Linked DNA regions of Homo sapiens: region 1 is linked to region 2. The links are chromatin loops, found by intact Hi-C in ENCODE. Cell type or tissue: endothelial cell of umbilical vein. All regions are shown on one strand. Each heading gives the region's core, and the rest is flanking DNA. Links, peaks and the distances in the headings are about the cores only.

Region 1 (2,903 bases), core at 206-2,705, 440 kb after region 2:
GTGCTCCAGCACAGGCCCCGTGTCCGCGTTACACACTGTGTTCAGGGCCGCATGTCTAATAGGATGATGGATCTCAAAAAGCCCTCATCACTTATCTGTTGGCTTGAGTTACGATGCTCACATATCGTCCTGGCATAAATTCACACCTGTGCCTTGACCACCACTGGGATCCGTCCCTTGGGAAACTGGCAGGAGTGAGTCATGACGGAAAAGCTTGTTGAGGAGTTAATGTCACCTCCGGTTACATCACAAGCACACTTCTTATTTGGAAGTAACTCCATCCCCCAACAAAAATTTTTTTTTTTTTTTTTTTTTTGAGACGGAGTCTCGCTCTGTCGCCCAGGCTGGACTGCGGACTGCAGTGGCGCAATCTCGGCTCACTGCAAGCTCCGCTTCCCGGGTTCACGCCATTCTCCTGCCTTAGCCTCCCGAGTAGCTGGGACTACAGGCGCCCGCCACCGCGCCCGGCTAATTTTTTGTATTTTTAGTAGAGACGGGGTTTCACCTTGTTAGCCAGGATGGTCTCGATCTCCTGACCTCGTGATCCACCTGCCTTGGCCTCCCAAAGTGCTGGGATTACAGGTGTGAGCCACCACGCCTGGCCTGTAAAAATGTTATTTTTAAAGAATCAAAATTGGCCAGGCACAGTGGCTCATGCCTGTAATCCTAGCATTTTGGGAGGCTGAGGCAGGCGGATTGCCTGAGCTCAGGAGTTCGAGACCAGCCTGGGCAAGACAGTAAAACCTTGTCTTTACTAAAATACAAAAAAATTAGCCAGGCGTGGTGGTGTGTGCCTGTAGTCCCAGCTACTCAGGAGGCTGAGGCAGGAGAAGTGCTTGAACCCAGGAGGTGGAGGTTGCAGTGAGCCGAGATCGCGTCATTGCACTCCAGCCTGGGCAAAAGAGCACAAGCCTCCGTCTCCAAAAAAAAAAAAAAAAAAATCAAGAAAAAACTGGGCTATACATTTCTTAATGAAATACTAGTAAAGATAATGGATTGGACCCACATGTGATTTTATTTCCTCCTAAGCCTCCACCAAAAATACAGTAAAGGAATCCTTAAAATCCATCAATCCTTGAAAGTGAGGAGAACAAGTGAGATAATGGCAACATGATGCTGGAGGTGGAAACATGGCGGGCAAATGGTAACTGACCTGGCAAGTCGAGTGGGGAATGCCAAGGCATCAACGTGGCAGACGTCTCAGAGGCTTGGGAGGTGGCAGCAGGTAAGGAAGAGGAAGATGGGTCTCCAGACACCCTCTCCTACTCCAGGCCAGGGGAAGATCTCTGAACCAGAGGGGCCCAGATAGAGCCAGGGGCTTGGGTACCATTTCAGTCAGAAGATCAAAGTGGTAGGCACATACTGAGTGATGTATGACGACTTTCCTCTTTCCCCACCTGGCGCTGAGAACGCAGGGAGCCATGCCTTGACCTACTTGACTGAAAAGATGAGCCTGACCCTACCTACCGTCTAGTCCCAACACTGCGGCAAGGGATCCCTATAACATCAAAGTCTCATCATGACACTCTTTGAGGGAAACCTTGAGTAAAAGCCAAAGTCCTTCCCATGACCTAAAAGGTCCCACCTTATCTGAAGCTCCATGATCCTCGGCCTCGACTTCTACCACTCTTTCCTCCCCTCCGGCTAGACTGGTCTCCTTACTGGATGCTGAACCCACCCAGCCTTCCATCCTCCCTCGGCGCCTTTGCACTTGCTTTTCCCTCTGCCTGGGATGATCCTTTCCCGGGTGTCTGAAAGGCACATTCACTTCCTTGAAGTCTTGACTCAAACACTTTCTTGGTGAGATCCACCTTGGCTACTCTACTAAAACTGCACCCATACCTCCCCTTTCCATATTCAATCTTTCATTCATTTTCTCCTTAGCATAGCACTTATCACTATTTGGCATATTAACATATTATTTTTCATACCATAGGCTTTAAGAACACAGAATTTTTGGTCTCTTCTGCTCACTGATGTGTTTTAACATCAACAAGAATGCTCAGCATAAAACAGGCACTCAATATTTATTGAGGCCGGGCGCGGTGGCTCACGCCTGTCATCCCAGCACTTTGGGAGGCTGAGGTGGGTGGATCACCCGAGGTCAGGAGTTCGAGACCAGCCTGACCAACATGGTGAAACCCCCGTCTCTACTAAAAATACAAAAATTAGCCTTGTGTGGTGGTGTGCGCCTGTAATCCCAACTACTTGGGAGGCTGAGGCAGGAGAATCGCTTGAACCTGGGAGGTGGAGGTTGCAGTGAGCCGAGATCGCATCATTGCCCTCCAGCCTGGGAAAAAGAGCAAGAGTTGGTCTCATAAATAAATAAATTTATTGAATAAAAAAAGAAACTTCCCTAGAACTGAAAGGAGTTTCCAGATTGAAAGGCCCAACAAGTACCCAGTGCAGACTTTTAAAACACGGGGAGCAAAGACAGAAGAGTCTACAAGTTGATAGAGGTTACAAACAAAAGACCACACACATCAGGATGCCTTCAAACTTGACAACAATGTGGGAAAGTGTAAAACAATGCACAAGTAATTTCTTACCTACAATTTATTACTAGCCAAACCCTCAGACACGTCTGAAGGTACAATAAAAGCATTTTGAGTCTCCTGAGGTCTAAAAATACTTTTCCTCCACACACCCCTGCTCCATAAAGCTACTAGAGGGTACATGCCACCTGTGCCAGAAAGCAGTCAGTCCTGTCATCAGATGGGGTGCAGGGAGAAGCAGAGGAAAGCTCCAGGGTGATGATGAAGGGAGATTCTGGGGATGGCAACTGCACACTGCAGTGCAACCACTCCAGACAGAAGGAGGGAGGCCAGTCGGGCCAAGCCTCTGCAACATACAGTCCCTCCAGCCTGATAAAACTACTAGAGGATGGGTTGCACTGAAATAGC
Region 2 (2,903 bases), core at 303-2,802:
AGTTCTGGGAGGGTCTCGCTCAACAGCTGCAGGCTGAGCTCCGCCGCGTGCGCCCGGGTCATTCGGCCTTTCTCGCCAGGGGATGAAAGAGGTCACGTCACCTCGCCAACGGCCCTTCCGAAGTGTGGGGCGGCGCGCTTCAGTCATCGAATTGCAGGGAACAGGTTGTGCAGTGAACGTTTCTGACACCCTTTCCCCTCCCGCCCTCAAACGCACGCAGGATTAGTCTCTCTCTCTCTCTCTTTCTCTCTCTCTCTCACACACACACACACACACGCGCGCGCGAAAAGTAACAAAGAGACCAGTTCCTGCCTCAGTACCTAGAGACTGCGGATCTGAAGGGAGGGTCTGTGCTCCAAGTCTGTGCACGCGCTCGTGCGAGTGCGCGTGGGTCTTGGGTCGTCTCGCGCGCGCTGGGCTGCAGTTTTTAGTCGTATTCCCCACCCTTCAACCGCAGCACGAAGCCTCGGACCTCCAGGTCGCCGCGATGGAAGATAAGAAAGTTTGTTACTCGGGCTTGGGCCACCCTTGGAACCCACCCTCTTACTTGACAATAGATGAACTGAATCCGAGGGCGGGGTGGGGGGGTGGGGCGCCTGTCGTGTGGTTTTAAATACTGGGTTACACAGCGTATCCCACGTTTCTGAGAGCCCTTTGTTCCGCCGACAGCCCCGCCCCCGGGACCCCACCCTCTTTCTGCCCTCCGGACGGTCAGTGCAGCGCCACCGGCCACTCCCACTCCATCACTAGCGAGCAACAAAAGTCAACCCCCGGGGCAGAGGGCTCCTGGGTACCAGCAGGGGCGTTATGCACTCCCGGAGAGGGTCGGGCAGGGCTGAGGGGCTCCGAGGTCGCTTCACCCCTAGATGCTGCGGCGCAGTGAGAGGAGCTACCAGCCCAAGACAGACAAAGGAGAAAGCAGGCCCACGCTGGGGCGGGGGCGGAGGCCGCGCTGGTGTTCATGGGCCGCAGGTGTCCCGGTTGCCATCAAGCACGACTTCCTTCTGGGGCCACCTGTCCTCCCCCAGGCCTCTGTGAGACGGAGCGCCGCCTGGGCAGTCGCTGGCCTCCAGGGTTGAGGAAAAAGACGGTGGTCTCACCAGGGGCAGTTGGCTGGAGGGACTCTGGCCAGTGGCCGAGTAGGAGCCGCAGTCCGAGGTGGCGGAGCAGCCTGTGCCACCTCAGCCCTCCCACCTGCCGGCACTGGAGCACCTGACGGCTTCTCCACATGCTCCAGTCCTCCATCGTTCCCATCCGGTGCCAGCTCTGCCCCCACCCCGGTCAGGACGCGCTGGTGGCCCTCGCCTCGCCGCCCTCTCACCCTCCTTTTCTTCACTGTTCCCCCATATCCCCATACCCAGACCCCCACCACAGCCCCAGACAATGCGCACGCCCCCACCATACTCCCGGTAGCCCCCACCCCTCTCCCGGTCGGCACGCCCGCTCTGATTGGCCGCGGGCCGGTGGTCCAGCCCCCCGGACGGTCCCTAGGGCTCGGAGCATTACGTCAGCCGGGCCTGGAGAGCGCCAGCGCGAAGGGGACTGGGGGGCTCGGGCTGGGGGCGCGGCCTGTGCCGGCCGCCCCACCCTCCTTGCATAAAAGCCGGAGCCCGCGGGGCCGGCGCTCTCAGCCCGTCGGTTCCCGAGCGCCTTCCCGGTGACCCCGCAGTGGGTGTGTGAGGGGAGGACGGACAGACCCAGACGCCGCCGGACCAGGAGGACGCTGACGAGGCACCATGCGTGAGATCGTGCACATCCAGGCGGGCCAGTGCGGCAACCAGATCGGCGCCAAGGTGGGCGCGCCGCAGCGGAGGGGGTCCAATGGGGGCGCGAACCTGGGCCGAGAGCCCCTCGGGGTCCCCAGGCGCGGTCCTGGGAAGGCCTGGGGATCGCCAAATGCAGACCTTCCTGGCCGCTTTGTGCCGCCGAGTGTGGCCTGGGCTAGGAGGTGACTTTCGCGGACGGAGGGGGCACCTCTCTTTCTTTCTGCTGTAACTCATTTGGAGTCCCCGTCACCCCCTCGGCCTCCCTCCGCGCTGGCTGCTTGGCAGGCACGCGTGCCTGGAGAAGACGAGGGTGTGTCCGCGAGGCTGTGCGCGGCGCTCCGCGCGAGGGGCTGGGACACCAGGAGGATTAATTGTACTCGCTTGAACCGGAGTCGAGCTGCCGGGGGAGGGGAGGAGAGCGATTGTCTTGCGGTCTCAGGACGTGCTTTGAATCTAAAACCGCGGTCCTTTAGCTCCTTTGCGTTCCTCTTTCCCCGCCCACCCGCTCCTGGCGGGCTGCAGTCCCTGTGCCCTCGCCTCCTGCCGCAGCCTGGGGCTGCGACCAGTGCGCCAAGCTCCGCCACTGCCCGGCTTTGGCTGGTCCTTACCCCCTCGACCCCTACCTCCCCCCGCGAGCGGCAGCTGTTTGCCTGGGAAACGCCCAGTTTCAACTTTCTGAACCTGCAAAATACAAGCCCCGCGGCTGTGCCCGGGTCACGACGCCCTTTAAAGCTTCAAGCTCCTGAAATGTTGGGTTGTCGGAACTGAGTCGGGGACATTTCATTGTGAGCCTTGGCGTTTCTGGGGGCATCGTTCATGGCTAAATGCAGCCTTTCTGTCTCAGTTTTGGGAGGTCATCAGTGATGAGCATGGGATTGACCCCACTGGCAGTTACCATGGAGACAGTGATTTGCAGCTGGAGAGAATCAATGTTTACTACAATGAAGCCACTGGTAATCACCCTTGCCCCACCCCCACTCCCTTCAGTTTTTCCACCTTCTCCCCTTTCCCTTGCGTGGGACCCCAGGGGTGTGGCCCTGGGAGAGGGTGGACTATTCAGTTTAGGATCCCCGCTCTTTCCCTGCAGTATTTCATTGGGCTTCCTTATGCCAACAGAGCCCTTTGAGAACCTGATGG

The links. Hi-C counts contacts between places; a loop is a spot of excess contacts. Peaks named below come from ENCODE experiments on the same cell type or tissue, not always from the same donor. Only the 100,000 strongest peaks of a DNase experiment are listed, where the experiment ranks them.
Region 1: a loop joins it to region 2, with 9 times the contacts of the local background. A loop is called at or near these places in 1 of 110 quality-filtered maps.

Annotation. Positions count from the first base shown.
Region 1 is chr6:2,786,330-2,789,232 of GRCh38, reverse strand. WRNIP1 (WRN helicase interacting protein 1) reads right to left here. Exons shown (of 7, transcript NM_020135.3): 7 at 2,281-2,903. Among named protein-coding and RNA genes, the nearest start is that of WRNIP1, 22 kb to the right of the region's middle. In endothelial cell of umbilical vein, for the core only: no CTCF peak of the experiment used is centred there; no DNase peak of the experiment used is centred there.
Region 2 is chr6:3,226,377-3,229,279 of GRCh38, reverse strand. TUBB2B (tubulin beta 2B class IIb) reads left to right here and starts at 1,627. Exons shown (of 4, transcript NM_178012.5): 1 at 1,627-1,793; 2 at 2,611-2,719. The coding sequence starts at 1,737. RefSeq lists enhancers at 1-29, 1,325-1,983, 1,984-2,644 and a silencer at 1,431-1,720. In endothelial cell of umbilical vein, for the core only: no CTCF peak of the experiment used is centred there; no DNase peak of the experiment used is centred there; H3K4me3 peaks cover 493 bases; H3K27me3 peaks cover 1,941 bases.